2 separate regions of the Mus musculus genome follow, and region 2 is linked to region 1. A link is a loop called in an ENCODE intact Hi-C map of the cell type or tissue named here. Cell type or tissue: gastrocnemius. All regions are shown on one strand. Each heading gives the region's core, and the rest is flanking DNA. Links, peaks and the distances in the headings are about the cores only.

What was found. Peaks named below come from ENCODE experiments on the same cell type or tissue, not always from the same donor. Only the 100,000 strongest peaks of a DNase experiment are listed, where the experiment ranks them.
Region 2: a loop joins it to region 1, with 3 times the contacts of the local background. A loop is called at or near these places in 7 of 42 quality-filtered maps.

What each region holds. Positions count from the first base shown.
Region 1 is chrX:157,727,790-157,736,052 of GRCm38, reverse strand. The region is part of intron 4 of Smpx (small muscle protein, X-linked); the gene reads right to left. Among named protein-coding and RNA genes, the nearest start is that of Gm15169, 28 kb to the left of the region's middle. In gastrocnemius, for the core only: a CTCF peak has its summit at 3,898; DNase peaks (open chromatin) are centred at 1,969, 3,901, 5,010 and 5,295; H3K4me3 peaks cover 715 bases; H3K27ac peaks cover 1,543 bases.
Region 2 is chrX:157,941,432-157,949,694 of GRCm38, reverse strand. It overlaps Cnksr2 (connector enhancer of kinase suppressor of Ras 2), which reads left to right. Exons shown (of 22, transcript NM_177751.3): 6 at 4,279-4,398. Among named protein-coding and RNA genes, the nearest start is that of Cnksr2, 98 kb to the left of the region's middle. In gastrocnemius, for the core only: no CTCF peak of the experiment used is centred there; a DNase peak (open chromatin) is centred at 4,379.

The sequences.
Region 1 (8,263 bases), core at 1,499-6,498:
TCAAGTGTCCGTTGCACAAGCATCAGGGCCTGAGATACCTATACCCACATAGAAGCCTGGCACAGCTGTAACCCCGGCATGGAGAGCAAGAGGGAGCAGAAATGGGTAGATCTTTGAGCTCAATATCCAGCCAGCCCAGCCTTCATGAATGAGCTCTAGGTTGAATGAGAAACCTTTGTCAAAGGATTAAGGTAGAGTCATCAAAGAAGGCATCCAATGCTGACCTCTGGCCTCCAGAAGTATTTGAACTTACCTGTACAAACACCACACCTATTAAAGGTATATTTCCATAGAGGTGGCAGAAAATGATTCCTCATAGTCTCAATCATTTCATTCAGAGATTTTCTATATTATTTCTTACAAATGAATATAAATCTAGAACCCTCATCAGGATTTTAGAAAGAAGCGGCACTGGCAATACTGAACTGTGATTTGCCAACCTCTGACCTATAGCACTGCAGAGCACTTAAGCACTTATAGAAATTGAGTGCTTCTGTGAGTCTAAGTGATGAGTAGGTAAATCTATAGCATTGGCAGAAGTCCTCATCATTTACATGAGGATTGTCTCTTATGATATACAAAGTCTATTAAACTACTTAGGATCTGTCCTATCTGCCACCCGAAAAGCCTGCTTAGGATATGATTAAGTGTTGCACATCCCAAATTCTGGCTTCTGCACTGTCTAGCTGTGCCACATGGAGACAAAGCATGTATGTGCTCTGCCCTCCCCCCGTTTTCTCACTTATACAATGACATCATCCTTACATGCACTTTTTTATTTGAGTCTCATGTATGCTTAGAACAGAGCCTGATCATTGAAAAAAATATAACAACAATTTGTGATTAACTGTTTTACTGATTTGTAGTTTATCTGAATTTCAGTGAGAGAGCCTGGCAAAGCTTCTTACTACACATTTAAATGCTGGCTATAAAACTGGGCTGAGTGGATGGATATGCACATAGTATGTGAGGGATTCTCCAAGTGTAATCTCCAACCCACTACCAGTAGCAACAATGACCACCGTGGACAATTGTCACAAAATATACATTCCTGGACCCATTCTAGACCTGTTGAATCAGGAGCACTGAGGTTTAGCCCAGAAGTCTAAGATTCAGCAATCCTTCCAGATAATTTTAACATAAAATCTTGAGACACTGTTTGGGGAAGAAAGGAAGGCATATTTGTGCCGAGAGGACATATGTGGGGAGGGAGTAAGGAGAAAGGAGAAGATGTGAGCTTAGTACAATATTACATATGTATGAAAATGTCACAGCAAAACCCACGATTTTATATGCTAACTTAAAAATAGTTTTAATTGAAAACCATCATTCTCATCTAAGACTTTTCTTCATACTCCAAGGCCCCTGCCAAGAATGCTGTCCTTGGTGCTGCCATGGTCCCCTTTCTCCTCAAGATCTCAGTTAAAAATAGGAAAAGGCTTGCTTCTTGAATTGGCAGGCCATCCATGCAAAGTCAGCCAGGAAAAATAACTACACTATTGGATTCTAGAATCTAAACCTGCAATGATCTCGGCAGGTTGGAAAGTGTCTGCCAAAATTCACAGAGCTGTTTTGATTTTTAATGGAGACAGCTTTGTATTTCACCTAGCTCAAGTTTCTTGGCATTTTACCTCCTACATGCTCAGTAAGGCTGTCAGTAGTGAGGCTGGGCTACAGACTCTATGGCCCTAGTTCATACCATAATAATAAGGCTGCAGAATTGCAGCAGATTATGCAAAGTTGGCCTGTAGTGCAAGAGATGAGCTCCTGGTGACTACCTCTTGATATTTCAGAATTTGATCACCTAGTGAGAAAGAGAGCAAACTGAGTGGGGACTGAGCTATGAAAGTTCAGCAGGGGCAGGATTCGTTAAGGGAGTTCTAGAAACACTGTGATGTGGGTGCATTTGAAGCCCCATTGGTCTAGAGTGTTATCAGCAATTTAGGCTCATGTGTCCCTCTTCCTGCCCACCAGGGGCTCTGAAGCCAGCTGGGATGGTGAAGTGACGTGCTCTTGGCAGTGGAAGCATGTCTATAATTGGCTCATTATTGAATTGGATTTGGCACAAAATGACTCCCAGGTTCTCTGCCTCCTGACAGGTAATAAGGAGCAAGCTTTGTATATGATACTGCAGGGAATCTAAGATACCTTTCTTGTCTGCTGGTGATGATGGAAATCTTTCCAGAAGAGCTCACTTATAGAATGGTGATTTAGGACATTCTGAAGTAAAGCTTTCCCCAAACCGATTGTTTTCTACCTAGTACTTCTGATATTAAGACATTCAGCCTAATTCCCATGATTCTCTCTCTCTCTCTCTCTCTCTCTCTCTGTGTGTGTGTGTGTGTGTGTGTGTGTGTGTGTGTGTGTGTGTGTGTGTGATTCAGCCTAATTCCCATGATTCTGGATGTTCTCTCTCTCTCTCTCTCTCTCTCTCTCTGTGTGTGTGTGTGTGTGTGTTGCTTTGGTGTTTGCATGTGAATACTGTGCTGAAGTACGATTTTCCATTGTTTTACCTATGTGTATGTTTGTGAGTAAATACATCACACTTCACCATGCAGCAGTTAGAAGGCAACTTTAGGGGATTGGTTCTCTCCTACCATATAAGTCCTGGGGACTGATCTCAAATTATCAGGCTTGGTGGTGAGTGTCTTTATCCACTGAGCCATCTTGCTGGCACAATTATAATTATTTATTTACTAAGCATCGGGGTATGTAGCTCAGTGATGGAGCACTGGCATTCATAAAAGACCTGGGTTTGGTCACCAGCACAAGACACGGGATGCAAGAAAACACTAAATATGGGCAGAAATTAATTTCTTTTTAAATACATCTGTCGTGATACATTATTGGTAGAAAAAAAAGATTATTACCCCTATTGCATATGAACTTAAATAGATGTACTTCATAACCAGGCTTAAAATTATCTTTCTCTGACAGGAAATGACAACACATCCCACAATCTTCCACCCTGTGAAGTTGGAAGTCACATAGGCATGAATTGCAAATCCAACTCCTGTCTAACTGATCTTCCAGCACTGATGAAGCAGAATGAACATGGAAATACTTTTGAATTCTCAAAATCAAGTCTGGAGGCTTGATAATGTTATTCCTACTGCTACATCCTAGTTAAAAGATGTGATTTAGAGTTGTTTTTTTTTTAAATAAATCCCTAACAAACCTCTTTTTCTTTACTGCCTGCTTATGATGCCCCTTTAAGCAGCCACTTCACAAAGTCTGTAGGTTCCCATATTATTTAATTAGCACCTGCATTTGTTCGTGACAGCCTGCCTGTTTCCCTCTTACTGCAAAAGAGACATTGCTCAATTCCCAAAGTAAGTAATGAAGGGAGTGGGGAAGGGATGAGGCAGGGAGGAAGGGAGAATGGGAGACAGGGAGGAAGGGAGGCAGGGAGGGAAAAGTGGAGGGAAGGAGGGAGAGAAAGAGAGAACCCTCCTGTAGGGCACTAGTTGGGTGTGAGTGGTGCCTTAAGATTAGGGCACGCTGTAATGTTGTTCAGAGAGACATAGTTCTCAATTTATTCCCTGGACCAGGCTTCTACATAGTCCTTGCATGAAATAGGCGAGATACCTTTGTCTACCAAGCCCCCCCCCCCCAAAAAAAAGGTTCAAAAAGTGGTATAGGAAACATCTTGACTTTTCTTTAACCTCAGAGAAATAGTAGCTCGATCTCTAAATGTTTCTTAACACTGACCATATTCGGGGGTGGGGGGATCCAAAAATTACAAACCATTTACTAGTTGAAAATGGGCAAAAGAGGAGAAAAGTCCCTTGAAGTTTTCAATACAAAACGAAAGTGCTCTGGTGAAACTCTGGTAATGCCCTCTGGAGCTTTGAAAAACTGCCACCGAGCAGGCTTTGAAAACTTGAGCTGCAGCGCCTCCTCCAGGAGAAAGAGGGTACTTGCAGACTGGAAATCTTCTTACCAAGGGCAGAGGCTCTGGCAAAGCAAAGTAGGAGGAGCCAAAGAAAAAGCAGGTCCTCTGAGATCCTCGGGAGCCTCTGGGTGAGCTCAGATTAGTCACAGATAATTAGTGCCTTTTCACGTTCAGCACACTTTCTTCCAGATCTCTACAGAAATAGGCTGAGCTACTCTTTAGAGGGCACTTTATTTAAAAGCGAAACAGTTTCCAGCTTTGGAAGCAAGGGGAAGGGTGTAGGGACAGCAAAAGGAATGAACGCTTTCGCAGTGTTTGATTGTCTTAAGTGTCCCATCTAAAACACCTCACTGCCCTTAGGGTTCCACCGCTTACATTTGCATTCTGCTCAGAGTTATGGAATCTCAGGAGAGCATTAAGTGGAAACTGAGTCCAAGTGTGTACCAGAACATGTATCATCTAGTGGTTTCTCTCAGATGGCAAATTCTGTGTCAGGAAGCCTGTCCACACCATCTCGTGCAATCACAACTGACTGCTCTAATCACCCCCATACACTCCTTGCTGAGTCACACTCGGAACCTTGTTTCTTCATTTTCCGTGTGAGCAAATGTCCCTTCTCATATCCACACCCAACTACTCTGAGTTCTCGACATTTACTTCTTGTGTAGTCATGTATGGCACAATAGGTGCACACATACTTTAAAATTGTCCTGATTAAGCGTGGTTCCTAGTGCTAATATGCATCTTGAAGGAAAAAGCTAATCCAGTCAGGGTATATTCTACTTAGCCCATGTAGAAAATGATTAAGAAATGAAAATGGATTCTGAATAAATGGGATGTATGAACACTTGGCATTTAGTAAAAATGCTTGGCACATTTTTAGGAATTGTCTTTGGAACTAAAGGCCAGGCACCTTTTGTACTATTTGAGAGTCAGGCTAGAGCTAGGTCATAGGGGCTGGCCAAGAATTTCGTAGTCCCTGCTGTATCATGTCAGGGCGGGTTTTCCATGGTGTAAGGAAGTTATCACTGACCCTCCAACAGAAGGCTGCCAGTGACTTTCTGGCAACAGGGCATGCTTGCTTTCTGCTGTTTTTCAGCACTCAAGAGGAATTGTTGTGAGCTGCCTTGGTGCCACCTGCCTAGATGAAAGAGACTCTAATTTGTCAACTGCTTAATAGAAAATTCACTCAGTGGGAAGCCAATTGACCATCCCTGCCTGGGATTAAACCAGCTACCACCTCACCATCTGCATAAAGATATAAACCAGAGCATGTGGATTAATGAGTTCACAGGCAGGGGACACTGGCAAGGGAGCACAAAGGAAATCTGCAAGTCTTGATTTGTTCCTAGTGATGCCTTCTTCTCAAACCCCACAGCATGTGTGGGGAGTTGAAACGAGCAGCGTTGTCACGATGCAGCCAAGTCTGATTAGACAGCCCAGAATTCACTTTCCTGGTTTTCTGCGTGGGCTGCACACAGCGTGAGAGGGGGAATGAGAGAAAAGGCTTCATGGCTGGAAGACAGCTACACTTGAGAACAACACAGCCCTGCCTGACAAGCCTTCGCTCATCCTGGGAGCAAAGGTGGACTCTGCAGAGGCCTGGCTTTTCTCAGCAGCAGCTAGGTTGACCCTGACCAGGGCCCTCACCATGTCCTGTGGTCATAATCTTGTTCTACTCTGTCTCCTCTCCTTCCCTGCACTTCTTTTTCTTTCATTTACATTTTATAGTCATTAACCATTTCCTTTTCTTAAGACCTTTAAGGGACAGCAATTTCTTGTGTTCTCATACAATATTTCACATATTAAACTATGAGTCAGGCTACGTGCCCTGATCCCCTGTACCTGATCATCTCTGAACCCGGAGGGGGTGTCCTTCACAGTTACTAGCTGCTGACTGACTGAATGAATGGGTAAACATTCAAACAAAGAAACAAAGAAGCCAGCACATGAGAATAGTGGCTCAATACCCTCCTTGGTGGGATGGAAGTTTCTGCATTCTTGTAGCCTTTGCTTGTTTCACTCAGAGCTGGCACAGAAAAATATTTGAAAGGACTATGGTTGACTAAAAGGACATTTTTAAAAGGATGATGCAGCAGGTGGCCATGGTTCACAGGACTGGGTAAATAGTATTGCAGATGCTGGAGTGACTTACAAGCAGGGTGACTCTAGTGCAACCGAATAACCATTCTTAGCATTTACTGGGCTATAAATGAATAAGCCATCCCTTGTGGTTGACACAAGTGGTAAGGGAAATATGAATGTGGAACACAGAATGCTCCATCAGTCATTCCCAAGCATATAACAGATGGGACTGCTCAGGGTGGTGAAGAAATTATAATGGTGCTCTTGGTTACTTATATTTGCTACTAGTACGTACCATTGAGTTTAAAAGTTTGCAGAACTGCTGAGATAATTGTATAACCCAGGTAGATATATTAGATATATTCTAAATATCTAATTTGCTAATGGATAAAAATTTTATCTGACTGCCTTATTTCCACAAAGTTAATTATGGTAAAAAAAAAAAAAACTATACCTGTTAGGTAGTTAATTCCTATGCCTTTTTTCTTTAGCATTTTAATTTCTATAAAGTGCAGTGAAGAGACTGCTTGGATGTGACATTAATCTCTCAAGCAGAAAATTGGGTTTATTCTTTGCTAGCACTACTAACATTTAGGACTGGATAATTCTTTGTGTAGGGTGCTCTTCTGGAAATTATGGGATGTTTATCAATATCCTTGTCTTCTTGCTCACCCTGTACACCAATTTGTCTAGACATTGCCAAATGTCTCTAGAGCACACACACACACACACCCTATATCCTAGGTCATAAAACACTGAGAAAAGCTTTCCACAATATTGAAAGCAAAGCATGTGCCAGTCGTGACCGTCCTTTGGTCCAGGAAAAGTTACATACCAATGTATACAAATTTGCAGAATTGGGTCCTGAGCCAACTGTTTCTATGCAGGTTGTAAATATGTCCTAGCACAAAAGTTTTATGAGACAACAAAAGAACTGAATGAAACTCTGAAACCTCGATGTAGTTAAGAAACATTGAAGAAACTGTCCTCCCAACCAAGTGAAGAAGGCAAAAGGAGGTTACCAATACAAAGAAAGGCAGCTTCACTAAAAGTTAGAAAACCACCTCCAACCATTTCCTCTAGAGAAAGAGAATAGAACCTATGTAATTGGGTCAAAACAGGGAACACATCAGAACTGAGGGGGGGAAAGTGCCCAGCAAATCACAGAGAAGACATTGGGAGAAGCTTTTTGGTTTTGTTTTCCTTTTTACATATAGTTCTTTATAAACCAATAAATCGGTCCTCTGTCTTCTGTACAGGGAATAGCTTCTGAAATCGTGATAAGTCAGACTCTGAAAAATAAATCATCTTAGTCCTGCAGGCTGCAAAGCAACATAAAAACAATCACTCTTACAATAAACTGTATGGCAGAAAAAGCAAGATGCAAAACTGTAGAAATGCTATGAATGATAGTATGTCAGCAGAAGAGGCTGAAAGAACCGGCTCTCATTGTGTGAGGCACTGCCTAGCCTGGGCATTGTGCTTACATACACTTCTTCTAGAAGCACCCCCCACCCCCAGCCTTCAAAGGTACCACAATCAGGGTATGCTATTTTCTGCTTATTATGAATAAACAAAATAGAGACGCTGAACCCAAAGTTGCAAAGGTAGAAGGAACTGAGACCATAGCTTAATGACCCCAAATCTTCCTATTGTTAACAACTTCCTGTAGGATACCTCATATTTATACGCGGGGAATAAGAGGAAATAAGTCAAAGTATGATACTAAGAAAGAAAATTATTTGGGGCAATTACTTTTAATTTCTGAGTTTCTGTTTCAGTAGTTTCTTAGGGGGGGTGTTTTATTTAGTTGGTTTTTTTGTTCTAGGTTTTAAGGCAAGATTACACTCTTTAGCCCAAGCTAACCTGGAGATCACAATAATCGCCTATCCCCCAGCCTCCCAAGTGTTGATATTATAGGAATGAGCCCTCTTGCTTTGCTTTAGGGTGTATATAAATTGAATTTAAACTTAATATTCTTTGTCATTTCACAAGAATGTTTCCATTCACAAATTAATATTAATCATATTACCCAAATACAGAGCCATCATTTATTTGGTTATTGTTTTGAGATCTTCTCTTCCAACCATAAATATCTACATGAAAGTACTCTCTATGAGTTCTGATTTCATTGCATCTCATAGGTTTCAGTAAGCTGGAGATTTTTCTCATTATTCTGAAAATACTTTCTAATTTTTCTTGTGACATTTTTGTTGACTCATTAGTTATTTTGGAATGTGTTATTGGAGTTCCACAAGTTTGTGAATTTCTAAACTGTCCTCT
Region 2 (8,263 bases), core at 2,110-7,109, 210 kb before region 1:
GCATTAGCTTTTAAGTTAAAAGTTGTCTTTCAATCATCTTTACTTATATGAATAAGAAATTCTTCCTGTATTGGATATTATGTATTTGAAATCAAACTTTTAAATACCAACTTAAATTTTGTTCCTAAAACTTTATTTTTTCAGTGTTCTCCATGATTGAGTGTACCTTATACTTTAATGATGCATAGTAGATAATAGTACAGTGAGATGGCTCAGTGGGAACAGATGGTTGGCAGTAATGCTGACAAATTGAGCTTGATCCCTGGTGGAAGAAGGAAAATGACTTCCAAAAGTTGTCCTCTGGTTTCTACATGCATGGATACATGAATTGACTCTATGGATTCTCTCTCTCTCTCTCTCTCTCTCTCTCTCTCTCTCTCTCTCTCTCTCTGTGTGTGTGTCTCTCTCTCTCTCTTTCGCTTTCTCTGAAGAATTTCTAGTTCAACAAAGATAAAACCTGTCAAGGAATGAGACACTAAATATTATATTTCCAAGTGAAATTTATCCTTTAGAATTTTTTTCATTATTTGAATCAATGTAGAGTTTATAAAACAGCATACCTTTTGTTTTCCAAATACAATACAAATTTCATCTCAAAAATGACACAGAGGTGCAGACAAGGTTTATGCTCAGTTATTCTAATATCCCAACTAAATAAAAGTGTACTCTGTACTTTAAACTAAAATAACATTTTCTACAATAAAACTCGTGCATTTCTATGTAAATGATAATGTTTAACTATGTGTGTATTAAATCATATATTTCACATGTATGCCATTTGTTGATTTCTTAATTTATCTAAGTTTTGCATTCAGTACACTTTGTAATTAGTATTCGTGTATAGAAGTGAAAAGTGCAAGCTGCTTTTGATTAAGCCTTTTGTTTTATCTAGTAAGCCTGGATGGACGTTTCTTTTCTTTTCCTTTCTTCCCTTTCCTTTTCTTTTCTTTCCTTTCCTTTTCTTTTCTTTTCTTTTCTTTTCTTTTGTATATGAGGTCACATGGATTAGAATTCTCTTTTAGTTTTAGTTTCTATGTTTAGTACTACAGTTATTCATAAAAACAAAAATATTGGTTATTTTGTAACTTTCCTTAGGTGACTAAAATGTTGCCTTTAAAATCATATTATAGTAAAAATGCTGTGCCCATATCTTCTTTTGCCCTTTAGAGTTTATATGTTAAAATAGACAAGTTGGTTCACAAGAATATATCTATACTGTATGATTATAAATTATAAATGACATTAATTCATATTTAGTATTAATATAAACTATTCCATAGAAAAATAACCTGAAACTATTTATATTTAAATTGTTCTTCATCATAACAAATCTTTCTGTTATTTAGGCATTAATTCTTTGTCAGAATATTGGGTAGCTTATGACAATACAAAAGGGTAGTCATAATTCTTGTCCTTGTATATTCCCTTTAGATTTCTGAGAGAATGCTGAATCTTAACCACTAAACCATCAGGGAACATCAGCCTTTCATTTTCTTTGACACATAGTTTAAGAAGTTTTTAGTCTTTCTTTTAAAACTAAAGATACAAAATCCTTTGGAATGAATATTGAAAAAAGAAAAAATGCCCTTTATAAAGTTTTACCAGTCATCTTCTAGATATAGAAGAATTGCTCTTTTGCTGCTAAAATTGCCTTAAGGTTTTGAAAAAAGACATATTCCAAGGAATACTATAACTTGCAAAACGTCTGTAGATGTGATTTAATTTTATTATACTAGTTGTTAATAAACTATTTAGTTGTTATCTCACATATTTGATGCAGCCCAAGCAATACAAAAGGAAGTTTATTAAAAACAAGTTAATAACTAATAATCAAAGTAAACCAAAGAATTCAGATCATTCTATCAAATCAGCAACCATGGCTTGGTTTTTAGCCTAATTCTCACATCTGTTCAGCTGACAATACTAATGACTCCTTTGGGAAGGTAGAATGATAAATGAGAATGAATATGAAGTATTTTTCATTGGCACAATATTTGTAGGCATTCTACAAATAATTTCTCCTAGTAATAATATTAAATAAGAATTACAATGTATTACCCTACTCTATTATTTTTCCAAAATACAATCTTGGGTAGTGTTAATATGATTGAGTTTTAAAGTAATGATGTAAACCTGTTGTGATGGTTCACAAATTTATTACAAGCACTGGGAAGGCTGACAAAGAAGAAAGGGTTCATTTTAGCTCAGTGTTCTAGGTTACAGTCCATCATTGTGGGGAAAATCACAGCAGCTAGAGCTCACAGAGCTAGCATTAATCACATCAATTATCAGAAACAGCAATGGATACATAAACGCTAGTGCTCAACTGGCTTTCTCTATTCTCATACAGTCCAGGATCCCCTGCCCAGGGGATAGTACTGCCATAATCGGCAGGTCATCCCACTTCAATTAATGTAATCAAGATAATACCAACAAGCATAGGCCTTGGGCCTATATCCCAGGTGATTCTGGATTGTCCAGTCTACAATTAACACAAATCATTAATTGTAAGTAGAAGTTTATCAAGGTAAAGACCTTCATTTTATCCAAAGCACTGAGACCTTAATATCAGAGAGCGTGAACGGGTTATGATGGTTATGCAGCTGAACTGCTGCAGTGATTATTATTCATTATAAGACAGCTGTAGCATAAAAATCGTTTGTTAATTCGCCTCATGTGTATGGGCTGATGACTTTATAGGTAAGAAAAACAACAGGGAAGACAAGTATTTGTTAATTATCCTTGGATAGTAGCTATATTTGGCTCTTTTAAAATATATTGTCATATTTTAAATTATAAACCTTATAAGGCAATTTTCATTGCATCATATATTTTACTATCTGAAGAAAACAGCTGTAAGGGTAGAATTTGCATACAGACAAAGTCATTGCCAGTGTGGTATTTACTTACATACATCTATCCTCATATCAGGCCCATAGTTTTTTTTCTTTAGGTATTGATACTATGTGACTAATGTCTGTCCTTAGGAGCTGATAACTACAATTAAAGAGCAGTTTTGAGAAACAAATGCAAAAATCATGAGTCCCATTATAGAGACAAATTTAGCTTGACAATTTCTTTGTTTTTTTTTTTACTTTTTTCATTTATTTATTTATTCATTTATTTATTCACTTTACATCCTGATCATAGCCCCTCCCCTCCTCTCTTCCCAATCCCACCCTACCATGCCTCTCTTTCCATTCCCCCCTCCTCTTCTCCTCAGGGAAGGGGAGCCCCCCACCCCACCACATACCAACCTGCCCTGGCACCTCAAGTCACATCAGGACTAAGCACATGCTTACCGGTGGGATTGCTAGCTTGACAATTTCTATAGTGGAGGAAAGCTGAGCCTAGAAAGAACAAAGAGAATCACCACCTTCAAGGTAGACTAATGTAGTAACCAGAGAACAACTAAAATACAGTGTAGGTTCCCACAAAATTCTAACTCTTTCACTAAAGAAAAATTGTCTTATTTGACCTCCTTATTCATATATACGTATATTTGCAGTATATTTGCATATCATATATAGGTATATTTGCAGTTTTAAGGTGTGAGTAGTAAATGGGGTACAGGGAACAATTAGAGATGAATGGGATATTAAAGGTCTTTGCCTCAGAAGGGTTCAGAATAAGTTAACTTTCTGACTGGTCATAAAAGGGTGAAGAAATAGATTAGCTGTTGCAAGCTATGCCTTATGGACATGGGAAGTTCTATACAAAGGTAAATTTGATCCAGAAAGTTGAGAAAAATACAAGAGAATTAACCAACTAAACATGTGATATATCTTTCAAGGACCTTGATCATTTTTCTTTTACTTTTCTGATCATTAAATAAAAGACATGATGCTTCAAATAATATACATAATACATAACTATACCTTGCATTAACATCCAGACATACAGTTCATATATCCATAACATAAAAAATTTAGATACATTTTGTGTATTATGTGTACCTAGTGAGCTTTTGTATAAGAAGTTTAAAGAATCAAATGCTAGGTGACATTCTTAAACTCTGTATTTTTCCCTCCTTAAAAGATTATAATAGGGGCTGGAAATATGGCCCAGAGATTAAGAGTGACTTTAGTTTCCAGCACCCACATTGAGTGGCTCACAAGTTGTAATCCAGATATAGAGATATCTGATGCCTATGAGGGTGTCAACATCATATTCACGCACCCATGTAATTAAAAACTAAAACAAAACTTTAAAATATATAATAAATGGTGATTTGTATTTACTTACATGTTTACCATAACTTGTCTCTTTCACTTCCAGTGTAAAACTCTCTCTGGAGTCTGTGACCACATCATATCCCTGTCATCAGATCCTCTGGTTTCACAGTCTGCTCACCTGGAAGTGATTCAGCTGGCAAATATCAAACCAAGTGAAGGGCTGGTAAGGAATAGCATGGTTATCGAGCCGTCATCCATCAGCACACAGCAAGGGATGTGGGGAAAGAAGCGGCCTCAGAATGTCAACATGTCGGAATTTCCAGAGACTCATCCTTATTCTCATTCCCTAGACAAGTCTAGGTAGTAGGATGGTGTTAAAAAAAAGATCACCTTTAAAAGACAGATCCAGAAAAATTGAGAGAACGGAAAATGGCAGTTGCTCAATCATCCTATTTAATTGGCTCATCATTAGTTGCATTCTTTCACCAATTAAAATTCCTTAGCTTAAGAACTTGTAAGAGTTTTACAGTAGCACAGTGTTGCTGCCAAGGAGGTATTTTCTTCGTTCATTTTACTTTGATTTATTCTGGTTTCATAGATCTTCTTTGTCACTGGGTAGGTAGTTAATTTAAAGTCACATTTTTGTGTGTGAGTGCTTCTGAGGTATATTATAATAGTGTGTGTATATGTGTGTTCAGGCAGGCATGACTGTACATGTACACATTGTGGCCAGGCTTTAACATTGAGTGTCCTCCTCAGTTGCTCTCTCTTTCGTTGAAACAAGAGTATCTTACTAAATAAACCTGGAGCTCAACACACAGACTAGCGAGCAAGCACCCCAATACCTCCTATTTCTCCTAGCCCTTGATTGCAGTCAGGCTCCATGATGCCTGACATTCTATGTGTGTGCTGAGGGCTTTTGGGTTTTTTGCATTCTAATCCTAGTTTTTATTCAACACACTCCTTTCGCTCTACACAAGTACAAACACAACCTTATCTAAAATGCTCCAAAGTTATAAAACTCAAAACAAATTTTATAGTACTGACTGTCCAATAAAAGCAAAAAGGGACAATGTACACATTGCCAAGGTTAACCTGCAACATCACCAGGAATGGCAGGTGACAATGGGGATGGGGTAGGTTTCATTAGCTACATAATAGCTATTGAGATTATTAAATTGAAAGTCATGATATCAAAAGAACTTTATTTAATCAAGTCTCATCTAACTTACAATAAATATCCCCAAACTGCATAAATACTGGTGCAAACAAATTAGATATGCTAAGAAGAAGCCATAAAATTTTTCATATAACTGTTAAATTGAAAATATATGATACTTTGAGAGAAAGAAATTGTATTCATATAACCATTATGTCAGTTTTTATTAGGTATTTTAATCTTGTTTAATTTATAAATGAAAATTCATCATACTTATGGTTGTATAAGTAAAATAATACATAGGACATACAGTGTTTGATCCTGTTCTTACTTGCAGATATACCCTAGGCTTTTAGAACACATCTGCATGAGCCTTTGCAAAAGTAATTCATATTTTAAAATATAAACACTTTTCAATGCATAATATTGAGTATTTTATTTTTTTCTTCATCTCCTCTTTAAGTTATTTTCATAGCATAATGTGTACAGTAAAAAATGAGCTAATACAACATTAGATTAAATTAGATTTTTGGGGAATCAGAATTAAATTTTCTTACTAATTTGCACCAGAAGCATGGGAAACAATAGACATATGAAGTGAGCCACAGTTAACTCATGGGCTTTAGGGACAATTTATTTCTCTATGACTATATTGTCCCGAGAGAGAGATCTTTTTTTTTTTAACTTAACACAGGTTTGTATCAGCTTTTTAGAATAGACATAAACTTAAAATGGTAAAAACCAAACATCTAAATAGTTTGGAAAGTGTCGTTCAAAGACAAAGAAAAATAAATTAGAAGTTAAGATGGGTGGTAGAAAGACTTTCTGTTTGCCTTGTATTTTCTTTGCAGCCCTATAGAGTAAGTATTAATTTTCTCAGTCAGAAAGTAAGAAAAGAACCATGGATTCTTTAATAATTATTTTGTATCAAATAATAACCAGGCAAGAATTTATGAGGTAAATCTAAATAAAATATATCTGACATTTTTTAAAAAATATCTTTTTTGGGGGGGAGGGGTGTTTATTTTAGCTCACTGTCCAAGTTCTTCATGGCAGGAGATGGAGGAGGCAGGATATTGAGGCCACTAGTCATATTACATTCACAATCAAGAAGCAAAAAAACCAAGGAGTGCTAGTACTCAATTCATTTACTCAATGTTTGATATACAGCCAAGATTCCTGCTGAGGGAATGAACCCCTGACCGTTAAGATAGTCTCCTCCAGTCGCATCACTTGATCTAGTAGAAATCGTACCTAGCAGACTCCCTCAGAGGCTACCCTTAGTCTGGCTGTTTGTGCACAGGTGTGTGCGCGCAGATGCTTCTCTTCTGAGTGACCCTAGATCCTGTCACACTGACAAAAGATGAACTCTCCAATCAATCTTTCTTTAGAGAAAAGAAATCCCAAATTCTTATATTTATCTCCCCCTTCCCAGTTAATGGTATTAGCTGTTTTTGTAGCTGTCTATGATAAGAAAAATTTTTAAAAATCCGAGGCTTCCTTCAATATTTTATATCTAATTATTTCAAAAGTCTTCATCCGAAACAGTTTTACAGCCTATTTCTTCAATCTTGTCAATATGTTTTAGATCAAGCTTTCATCAAATTTCTCCTGTCTTATTACAGGAAGCATAACTATTCAGCCCCATGACCTCCTTTCCTATCTCCACTGGACTCATTTCTTGCAGCATCTGTGGAGGGTGGATCTAAGAATAAAAGTAAAAAGTAGGCCCAATGATGTCAGGGATTCCCAAGTTCTCAACCTAACAGCACATACACAGAACGTCGCTCATATCCAAATTTGGAATTACTAAATGTAGGTATGAGCAGCTTAAAAGGATATTTCTAAATGTGAAGTTGCTTAAAGAACCTCATATGTGAAGAACGGTGAGAATATATCAACTGAATTGATATTTCGCAGGGAGAGAAAAAATCTAAAATGTTGAATATAAATGGAAAGAATTAAGGGTGACTCTTATGATTCATATCAAATTTGCAAAAGATTAGAGGCTTTATATGAGTTATTCAAGATGCTATTTTAAAATGCACTCACTTTTGAATAACCTTCATATGTCATATTTAAAATAAATCAGTTTGAAAATTTGACTAACAAGCAGTTGCTTAAATATATAAAATGCAAAGGCATGGGAAAGACTGCAAATAAGTGTGCTCAGTTGTAATTAAGTCATGATTTGCTTAAAAACACAATACTTAGAAAATTAAAAGCTGTAGAAATGAGATCTTTTAGAACAATTGAAATATGGATGACAGAAGAGAGATAATGAGTTGAACAGAGGGACCTATAGGCATCATTGGAGAAACTTCTTGGCTCCAGGCTTCTTTATCTGGTGAGCTGTATGATCTCCAAATATGCCTTATTTTACCATCTTGATTATGAGGCTTTGGCTATTATTGCTTAACTGGTGTTTGGAGATTAAATGAAGCAAAGATCATTTGAGCAAGCTGAGTAGGGGAGAAGGGGCTGTTCAAAATTAACTCCTAATGGAAAACAAAACAAAAATGACAGAGATGGTTTGAATGAAATGCAAAGCCAGTAGTCATCGCATTTTCAGAAAAAAAAAATGATATTTGAATGACAAATTTCTTTACCTCTAAACAGGGTCAGTCATAGCTACACCACATAGACTTCATTAAATAAATGTAACATACTTAAAACAACCCCTGGCACATTGTAATAAGTATTAGTGAGGATGGATGGATGGATGGATGGATGGATGGATGGATGGATGGATGGATGGATAGATGGATGGATGGATGGATGGATGGATGGATGGATGGGTGGATGGATGGGTGGATGGATGAATGGGTGGGTGGGTGGATGGATTTTGGAGGATGATGGTGATGATTTGTTTTTCTAGTCGAAATAATGGTTTGTTGGGGGCTTTGCTGCCTTTCCCACTTTATTTTCT